2 separate regions of the Homo sapiens genome follow, and region 2 is linked to region 1. A link is an interaction called in ENCODE POLR2A ChIA-PET data of the cell type or tissue named here. Cell type or tissue: MCF 10A. All regions are shown on one strand. Each heading gives the region's core, and the rest is flanking DNA. Links, peaks and the distances in the headings are about the cores only.

Region 1 (5,386 bases), core at 321-5,320:
AACCGCAATAATAATGATGTGCTAAATAAAGAAGCAACATCTTCAACTTGCTCCTTTTTACTTAGTCATCTTCTCAGTGACTAGGTGGAAAAGGCACTAATATCTGTTTATCTGTTTACTACTGCTGCAAAAATAAGCTACCCTAAAACTCAGTGGCTCCAAACATTAATTGCTCATGAGTCTATGGATCAAGATGGAAGGATCTTCAGGTCTCAGCTGGGTTCCCTCAAGCATGTGTGGTCAGGTACAAGTTAGGTAGGTGGCTCTGCTGATGTTGGCTGTTCTGTCTTAACACATTTTTGGTCAGCTGGCTGACGGCTGGTCTGAGAGGGCCAGACTCAAGTAAAATGACTTGGCTCTGCTCCATTTAGCTGCTCCCCTTCCACCAAGTGAGCCTGTTCACGTGCTCACAGCAGTAACAGAGTTCCAAAGGGAACAGAAGCAAGCAAGACCTCTTAAGGCCCAGGCTGGGAATTGGTACACCATTACTTCTGCTGTGCTCTATTGGCTAAAGCAAATCACAAGACCAGCCCACATTCAAGAGCTGGGAAAACAGACTTCACTTCTTAATAGGAACAACTACGAAGTCTTACTGCAAAGAGTGTTAGATACATGGAGAAGGGAAGTTTGGGGGCATTGCTGCATTTACTCAATCATAATCTGTAAGTATAAAATGTATGTTTGCAGTTGATATTTCATAAGATGCCATCTTATTCATGTCTGAAAATTTTATTAACACCTAAATAAGGTTATGAGAAACTCAAGAACCTCCCTAGGGTGGTTACAACTCTTATCCAATTTGAAAGTATCCTCCATTTAACTGACTTGAGGTCAGCTTTTTGTTTTTTTTGAGACAGAGTCTCGCTCTGTCTCCCAGGCTGGAGTGCAATGGCACCATCTTGGCTCACTGCAACCTCAGCCTCCTGAGTTCAAGTGACTCTCCTGCCTCAGCCTCCCAAGCAGCTGGAATTACAAGCTCCTGCCACCACACCCAGCTAATTTTTGTATTTTAAGGACAGATGGGGTTTCACCATGTTGGCCAGGCGGGTTTCGAACTCCTAACCTCAAGTGATCCACTCATCTCAGCCTCCCAAAGTGCTGGGATTACAGGCATGAGCCACCACGCCCAGCCGAGGTCAGTTTTTTATATGAAACTGGAACAGTAGGCAGTTAGTTAAGACGTTTACTCCAAAGGGCACTGAAAATCTACTAAAGGCTTTCAATTGAGGAAGTTAGATCATTACTTTTGAAACCTTGGAAGACCACTCTGACTTCAAGGGGGACGTTAGATTGGCATGAAGCAGATTAGAGTCAGAAAAATATTCTTTTAGCAGGCTGTAAGTTATACAGTAGTTTAAAGCAAAAGATGATAGTGCCCTTGGATCAAGGTACTGACAGTAAAAATGACTAAAAGTTGACAAAATTTGAGGGCTAGCTAGGGGTGGAATTGAGTATTCTGTTAAATGGGTATTCAACACAATTACTAAGTGCCAAATACTCTGGTAGGTTCTAGGGAATCAACAGTCCATCTACTTGTGAAACTTTGAGCTTAATGAAGAATAGAGACATGAATCAAAAAAATCACATGTTCCTCAAAGGATTACTGAAAAATCATCTGCTTTACCCTTAGTCTAACAATAGCTTAACTGCAAATTGATGCAATTTATTGACATATCTTTAATACTTCAAAGGGACTAAATAATTATTAGCACATTAATATGTATTACAGAATATATTCCTTAATACATATATAATATATTCCTTAATATATATATTGAATTATAAAATACATTCTCTTTAGATAAAAAACAAATTAAGTTATTAATGAGCTGCTTGATTTTTTTACATAAACAACCTCAAATATTTTGTAAAATAGAGAAAGGGTGTAAACAACAAAGAAATGAGCATGTGGATGAGTAATGAATATGAGATCCTTGGAGAATAAGCTATCACAGTAGTATCTGATTAGTAGCAGAGAGAGAATATAAGATAAGGCCATCTATAATGTTAACATGATAGGATGCAAAAACTCTGTTTTGTCTTGTTTGAACAGAGACTCCTTTGAGACTCTGATAAAGCTATGGGCTAGAAAATGTACACACACAGAAATCCGGCATGTAGTTTCAGAGAGTTCACAGACACTCTCTCCCTCAGATGCACATCACTTTATAATAAACAAACAGCTCTGGACTAGAATCCAGCTGATACAGTTCTCTCATCAGTGGAAGAAGGGAGGTGAGCTCAGTCACTTTTCGAAGTCTATTTTCAAGGCTCTCTGGGATGACACCTGCAAAGGCAGATGAGTAGAAAGAACCCTGCACTGAGAATTGGGTGCAGGCTAAAAACACAAGGGAATTCAGGGAAGGAAACACACACACACACACACACACACACACATACACACACACGCACACACACACAGGAAAGAAAAGGTCACCCTTTTTGATAATTCAGCCTGGGGCTAGTTCTGATCCTACCTCTAAGCATTCTGAAGGTGATTCAGTTTGCACTGCCAACCAAATCAGAGCAATGATAATGTTGTAAACCATGAATTCCCACATTTGAAACCATGAAAACTGATAAACAATCTTTACAAAAAACAATTAATTCTACTTCTATCCCATGGTGCAGAAGGAGATCTGAAGACCCTCCCTATGAAAATCACAAACACTGTATCTTTCAAAAGTACTGTAAGTCAGACTGACCTAAATTCAAATCTCCACCCTACCAATTCTAGCTGGATTAACCTGTTATCAGGTAAGTAAAGTCTCTGATTCTGATTTTCTTCATCTGCAAAAAGAGGATTATAAAATCTCCTCTGCTTTAAAGAGTTATTGACAAGATAAGATGAAACAACATATGCTGAGTGCTTAGCACAGTAGAAGGCAGCTATACCAAACACCACCACCAAAGGTGAAAGGCAAAATCACAATTTTCAGCTAAATATTTATGTTATTTCTACTCCTGTTCCCCACTCTCAAGCTAAACTTTGACGAAGAGAAAAAGTTTCTTGTTTCCAAGATTAAGGCAAAGCTATACTTGTTCCCATATGAAAACATAAAATATATTTAGTGAAAGAATTGTTCTTGCATCCTAGAAGAGAAAAAACACAAAAGACTATCATGTTCCCTCTGCGTGCTATGAAGAAAATATTCCTCTATGGAAGGGGAAATAATTTTTTTAATTAAAAAATCCATGGAAAGATGTCATCCTCCTCTATCCTTCCATGGAAAAAAAAAGAAAAAAACAGTGAGGGGGACAGTAGCATAGGAACCTTTTTCATGCCAGTATTTCCAAACTGGCTGTCCATTAGATTCCCTACACAGCTTTTCACACATTCTTGAGTTTGAAATCCAGAATCACAATCTTTTAGAGATGAGAATCGGGTATTTTCCAAAGCCTCATTAATTTAGCCAGGTGCATAGCCAGGGTTGAGACACTGTCTTACCCCTAAGTCTTTCCTTTCACTTATAAACCACTACAGGATATCTCAGCCTATTTAACAAAGATTATTTTTAGAGCTAAAAGGCAGCTTAGCCATCAGATGAGGTGAAACCAATAGCCTTATTTTATGGCTGAAGAAAAAAAGGCCTAGAAAGGTCGAAATATTAGGCCAGGTGCAGTGGCTCATGCCTGTAATCCCAGCACTTTGAGAGACCAAGGCGGGAGAATCACCGAGGTCAGGAGTCCGAGACCAGCCTGGCCAATGTGATGAAACCCCGTCTCTACTAAAAATACAAAAATTAGCTGGGTGTGGTGGTGCACACCTGTACTCCCAGCTACTCAGGAGGCTGAGGCAGGAGAATCACTTGAACCTGGGAGGTGGAGGTTGCAGTGAGCTGAAATCACACCACTGCAATCCAGCCTGGGTGACAGAGTGGATTGCAAAAAAAAAAAAAAGTTGAAATATTACACTTGCCCCAGCCTAGAACTTGAACCCAGCTCCTCTCGTTGCCAAATTCTTCTGCTGAAGATCACCTATGCAGTAACTTGCCGAGGACACATGACCTGAATCTATTCATGAGGAAACACCAAAACCAAAACAAGAAACATGCTTCTAAATACGCATGTGTTTGTGGGGGAGAGGTCTTATATCCTTCAACAATAGTAACGTTACAGCCAAATTCACAGAGACAGTAAGCATAATGGGGGTTGCCAAGGACTGAGGGCTGGAAAACAGAGTTAGAAGGTACAGTTTCAGTTGCAGAAGATGAAAATGTTCTTGAGATGGATGATGGTAATGGTACAAGAATGTAAACATACTGAATGCCACAGAACCACATACTTGAAAATGGTTAAAATTGTCCATTTTATGGTATACACATTTTGCCACAATAAAAAATGGCAATATTATGCAAGGTAAAACTTCAGAATTACGATGTTGCATCTTTTCCACACACAAGAATTTTCTGACTTTAAAAGTTGATTAAAATATTTTAGGGCTGGACCCAGTGGCTCAGTCCTATAATCTCAGCACTTTGGGAGGCCAAGGAGGGCCAATCACTTGAGATCAGAAGTTCAAGACCAGTCTGGCTAAAATGGTGAAACCCCGTCTCTACTAAAAATATAAAAATTAGCTGGGCATGGTGGCACGCCTGTAATCTCAGCTACTTGGGAGGCTGAGGCATAGAATCGCTTGAACCTGGGAGGTGGAAGGTGTAGTGAGCCATGATTTCATCACTGCACTCCAGCCTGGGTGACAGAGTGAAACTCTGTCTCAAAAAAAAAAAAAAAAAAAAATTCATTTTAATGGTCAGGCGCAGTGATTCACGCCTCTAATCCCAGTACTTCAGGAGGCCAAGGCAGGAGGACTGCTTGAGCTGAGAAGTTCGAGACCAGCCTGGGCAACACCGTACAATCCCATCTCTACAGAAAAACAAAACAAAATTACTCCAAGGTGGTGGTGTGTGCTTGTAGTCCCTGCTACTCAGGAGGCTGAGGTGGGAGGATTGCTGCCCAGGAGGTTGAGGCTGCAGTGAGCTATGATCGTGCCATTGTACTCCAGCCTTGGCATCAAAGGGAGACTTTGTCTCAAAATAAGTAAAATAAAAAGTAAAAATAAAAATATATCATTTTAATGCATTGTTTTTAGGGCATATTTGCTGTTCTGCCTTGAATTTATGGAGACAAGTTAGAAGTACAGTACTCTGAAACTCTGCCAATTCTTGAATGAGAACCAACCAAAGACATATAATGCTTCAGCTCTAGGGCCATCCTGCTAGGAAAATTCTATTTTTTAGTAAATGAGAAACACACATATACTTAACAGCATGTTGCATGTTTTTTAAAAAGTCAAAAATTATGAATAAAATAATAATAATTTGTATTGTCATTTTATATAATAAGATGTTCCATAAAAATATTTTGTTACGATAATCACTTCTCT
Region 2 (5,386 bases), core at 124-5,123, 51 kb before region 1:
AAGCAAAGAAGCTGCAAACATACCTGTTCATCAGGCTTTCTTTCGACAATGGGTACAAAAATTCATTTGAAAGCAGTAAATAGTCTACAGTCACTCATCCTATTTGGCCACTACACCATTTGACTTCTTCCCTTCTCTAGTTGCTCCTGTCTGTCCCACGAAATTCAAATTACTGGTCTTACACCTTTGGTTAGACATATGGCAAACTGCCTCTGTATAACTTGGCATAAAAAATCATTTTATGATTTTTCCTTTAACATTAATGATTTAATTTCTGTGAGGTATACTATCATAGCAAATTCAACTTGATTTAGAGCTCCACAGCATGAATACCACGGTCAGATAAACATGCTGCTGCTATTTGTAGCACAAAATGTTCCAATAGAAGCACTCTTTTCTGACTTTATCGTTTATACAAGGCACATCACTTCAAGTACACCCACTGACTTTACCACTGTGAAACCTATAAAATACAAAAATAACAATAATACAGGAAAAAAAATTAATCCAAGGCTTACATTATAGTCTAACAACAAAAAAATGCACACAAAATCTAAACTTTTCACTCCTCTGTTAGAGGCAACATAACTTTAGAAAGATAAGGCATTTTCCCCTGAAATCATATGCCCATATATATTTTATTTTGTTCTCCCCGCTAACATTTTCTGAGCATCTATGATGTCCCAGGCATTCTGCCTATACTGAGATGAATATGAATCTTGTATATTCTTTCAGGTAAAGTGGCTGGCAATAACTGAATGAAATCAGCATCTACCCAAAGGCTACCATATCACCATTTAGTTCTCAGCTCTAAGATTACCTCTCTGAAAGCCATGCCCTAAATATTTCTGCTAATACACCACCTCACACACATACAAGTCACTCTCTGTCCTTTTACTCTGTTTCATTTTTTTGTAGAACCATCAGCCTTGTCTTGATTTTCTTTCATTACTCTGTGTGTTTACTTTAAGTGTGACTTCCACTACTGAAAGGCAAGCTGTAGGAGGGATGGAAAATGCCCGTCTTGTTCACCACTTTATCAACGGTGCCTAGAAGGGTGCCTGGCATGTGCACAACACATATTTGGTGGTCTAATGAGTGCTTCCAAGTTCACAAATTACCAAAATATTAAAACTTTGTTTTATATGAAATCGTAATAGGGGTTTATTTGGTACCTCCATGAGTTCACAAGATCCAGAGACATATATATTCCATAAATTGACAGGCTAATAGAAAGAGATTTACTCAATTTAGTTTCTATCTAGTGCCATAAATTCAGTGGAAGTCAAATGCAAACTGCCCTTGAAGCATATTTAAGCTGTCTTTAAAATGGAGAAGCAAGAAAAGGAATACAAGAGGAAACAAAATTAATTTACTTGCTGAAAGAAGTATGAATACCATAGTTAGGAATTCATAATGCAAACAGTTTCAAAATGTCATTCAAGTTTCAAGTTCATATTTTTTTTCTATGACTTAGTGTAGTTATGAAAACACACTACACACTATTATATTAAAATATACAAAGTAGAAACTTGTATTCTGTAATAATTGGGATCCTCTGGAGGTGAGCAGCATATTCATATTTGGATTAAATAATGTGAAAGTTTCATTTGGTACTACTATAAAATATGAAAAAAGAAAACTAAAACAAAAAAACAAAAAGGCACACAGAATCTTGAAGTATCATGCTTCCAAAAACATGATGGAATAAAATTCCACTTTTAAAACCTATTTTGCAGGGGGAAAAAACTATTAATTCCATGTTGATACAGAAAGCACACAAAAGTTGCATTTTCTCTACTTTGGATCTCAGACTCTCAGTTCCATAAGTATAGCCCATTGTATGCAATTCCCAGGTCAGGGGTGCAGTAGACAAATTAATTAGTCTATTAAGTCTCAGTCGTATCCTGGCACTGATGTTTAGGTTAGCACCTTCGGCAACAAGTTTCTAACGCTTAACTATGCTGCCATTTGTTCCTGAGAGAAATTAGGAATGAAGGAGGAGAAAAAAAAAAAAAAAAAACCATAGCTGGGAAAAGTTCCCACTGACCTAAAGGCAGAAACATGCACGTGAGTCAGCGGTAGATTGGTGTATACATAAAAAGGAGAAAAACTCCAGTTGATTAGTTCTTGCTATTTCAAGTGATTAGGAGAAAAATAAATGGTTTCTTATCTAAGGGAAATTTAAATAGCATTTAACACTCTACAAAATCAACCTTAAAAAGATGATAGTTTGCTATGACTTAGCACTAAAGAGAAGCCCATGATTTCATATGATGAATCTCTGAAGTATTTCATGGGAAGATTGAACACTTGACTAAATATTCGTGGATGCTACAAATAACTGAAATGAACCAAATCACATATTTCCAAAAACAAACACATGTGCACTCATGCACATATGCACAGAGAAAGAGACTATCAGTTATTGTTCACCTTGAGCCATCAGCTACTGCAGGGTGTATCTAAAACAACCACATACCATACATAGTTGGAAATACAACAGAGCCAAGTTTGTTGACTGTCATACAACGCAACGGAATACCTATGTACTGTGTAGGCATTTTCTTTTCTCTTAAACTTTTCGTTTTCTTTTGTTCAGTGAGGTCATGGTACAGTGAAATGTTTTTACAGCATCACTGACCCAGAAGTGTGCAAAGGATTAGGCTCTAACAACTGTTTTACACGTAATAATTGGGTGTTGAGATTGTCTCAAATATCTCTGAGAACAGTAATGAGAAATGAATAACAGGATAAAGAATAACTCAGTTTACAATGACAGTCTGTCATAACAAATATCTGTTACATATTGGTCAACCATACTATGTTAGAACCCTGATACACCTTTACTAAAGTGATGTTAAACACCAGGCCATTTAGAATCCATCCAGCATGCTGGATTACTGAAAAACAATTGCAGTAGATATGTCTTATAGTTTCTCCAGACAATCCTATTGTCTGGGCTCTATAAAAGCTTGAGTTTGTCTCATTTCCCCCAGACTCAATGCCATTAAATTGAGGATTATGCAAACATAACTACATTTCTTAGAATTTTTCTTCAGGAAATAATCGGAAATACTGAGATATTAAAGTATTAAGGAGGTCAAAAGATAATGATTTAATATTATGTATAATAGTAAAAACTGAAACAATGAAAATGTACAACAATAAGGAAAAAGTTAAATAAACTATGATATAATGGAATAAGAAGTCGTTAAGTGCCATGTTTTCAAGGAACAGTTAATAGGACATAAAATCCCTAGATTATGGCAGGCAAACAATGAAGAATTGTTAAATGAATGAAATAAAAATGCAGCTTACAACTTTATGAATAGCTTAATTCTAATACATACGAATATTATATAAAAAGCATTATATATACATCTTTTATATATAATATGCACACTCAAAGAAAAAGAAAGATACACCAGATGCTGACAGAGGTTATCTTTGGGTAGTGGAACAAAACACGATTCTTACTATACACACATATTACTTTTACAATTAGAAATGAAGCTATTGTAGCTACTATAGCAGTTTGAGTCAAGTAAGGTCATTAACAAAGATGATGATCCTGACAGAATACAGGATGAATCAGAACTTTCTGAGTGATATTCTCATCAAACAGTTGATATAACCGTCAGACCTAGCCAAGTCCAGCAAATCCTGATACCCTCCAACACTATCTTTCCTCCAGGCATAATTAATCCCTGTTATTAAATTACTGTTTCTTATTATTATGTATATTAATGTAATGTCTATTTATCTGTGTGATGTGTTGTAAAATGCCAATTTTTTTATGGCTCTGGAATTCATCCTCTAAGGCCAAAAAAGGGGTGTATGTGGGTATGTATTTGACAAACTCATTTATTTATGACAAACTGCCCTAAACCTGTTTCACATATGGCAATGGATATTTTTACAAGCTCTGCTAAAGAGAATCTCATCCTTCAAATTGACAGTTATAGTTTCTCCAAAAAAATATCATTTTGCAAGTTTTTTAAAATAGCATTTTGAATCAACATTGCCAACTTTTTTAAAGTGTTTCAAAAGATGCAGTTACTCCCTAAACTAAGAATAGTGATATCTGTTTCTTAAGATCCAAATTATTTTATGGGCAAAGTCCATTCCAGCCTATCACTTACAGATACCTTTTTATATCATCATCTATGTCACCCAAAGGTATCCCCATGTGTAGTTTTTCTTCAACTGTCATGACATTAAAGTAAATGGAACTCCTCTGTGATCTATTTGTGTGGTTACTATGGCAGTCACTTGAATTTTGCACTTGGGATAACCCTATTTGGGGCAGGGGAGAAAAGTAAGGAACCAAAAGAATGGAAGAAGAAGTTAGGGCAATGGTCAGCACCTTTAAACACTTACTTTTTATTTGGAACAGCCTTTGGCCAAAATCTATAAAATTCTGACCTGACTTTTTGGCTTCCTGGCATGAAAGTCCTTAGTATTGTGATGCGAACACCATGACAGTGGAAAGAACATCAACCTTTTCCCTTGCTCTTAAGAATCATTAAACTTCTGCTTCTCGCCATCCCCCAAATTTCCACCTCACACTCCCCCACCAACCCTAGTCAGGCCCTGGTTCACAGGTTCTATTGACCAGACAATGGAAACGCCACATGGTGACTGAACGGCTCTGATGGAAAACAGATGAGACAGGGTACTCTGCTTGCCCAGCATTTTTAAGCATGCAGCCCTCCCTTGCTGTCTTTGAGGATATCACTGTAGGTGACACGTGAAGACAGTTAGGGAACGAAATCTGAACACTTTCTATTTTCACGGGTTTTCTTAATTTTTTCAAAGTATTTTCACTCTAAATATGATATCCTAAAAAAGGAAAAGAAAACAAAACAAAACACACTCCAGTAGGTAACAGATAAAAGCAGCTGATATAATTGAAGAGTAGAAGCTGCAGGCAGAGGCTGCAGAGCTTCACTGAGAGCCTGCCCACCTACTCTTCAGCTTCCCCCAAAGCTCCCTATGACCCCTGAAATTCTAGGGCCCTGAGGAACATGACTTGAAAACCACTTAAAAAGATCCTGTCCTTTCAATCACAGAGTTAATATTCACAATGTTGATTATTTCCAGCAACATAAAAGTCCACGACGTGTATAACATTTGTAACTTTAAAAGTCTAAAGGAGTCACTAAATTTTTTGACAATATTTTGCTCTATTATTATGAGTAAAATTGTGTCACAATAGGATTTAAAAATCCTAGGGGTTCATAAAAATAACAGGCCCAAGTTTTTAAAAATGCATTTGTCCTCCTAAATTATTTTCAATAGAGGAGGAGAAAACTGTATTTTTTATAGCTAGCTGTAAGTGAATTAGCTACCAAGCATAAAGTCAGAGGCCAGAATCACGCAA

The links. ChIA-PET counts read pairs that join two places held together with the same protein. Peaks named below come from ENCODE experiments on the same cell type or tissue, not always from the same donor. Only the 100,000 strongest peaks of a DNase experiment are listed, where the experiment ranks them.
Region 2: POLR2A ChIA-PET joins it to region 1 with 5 read pairs; 2 of 35 experiments call an interaction of 5 or more read pairs at or near these places.

What each region holds. Positions count from the first base shown.
Region 1 is chr4:94,879,990-94,885,375 of GRCh38, reverse strand. All of the region lies in intron 2 of BMPR1B (bone morphogenetic protein receptor type 1B), which reads right to left. Among named protein-coding and RNA genes, the nearest start is that of BMPR1B, 120 kb to the right of the region's middle. In MCF 10A, for the core only: no CTCF peak of the experiment used is centred there; no DNase peak of the experiment used is centred there.
Region 2 is chr4:94,931,091-94,936,476 of GRCh38, reverse strand. The region is part of intron 2 of BMPR1B (bone morphogenetic protein receptor type 1B); the gene reads right to left. Among named protein-coding and RNA genes, the nearest start is that of BMPR1B, 180 kb to the right of the region's middle. In MCF 10A, for the core only: no CTCF peak of the experiment used is centred there; a DNase peak (open chromatin) is centred at 2,056.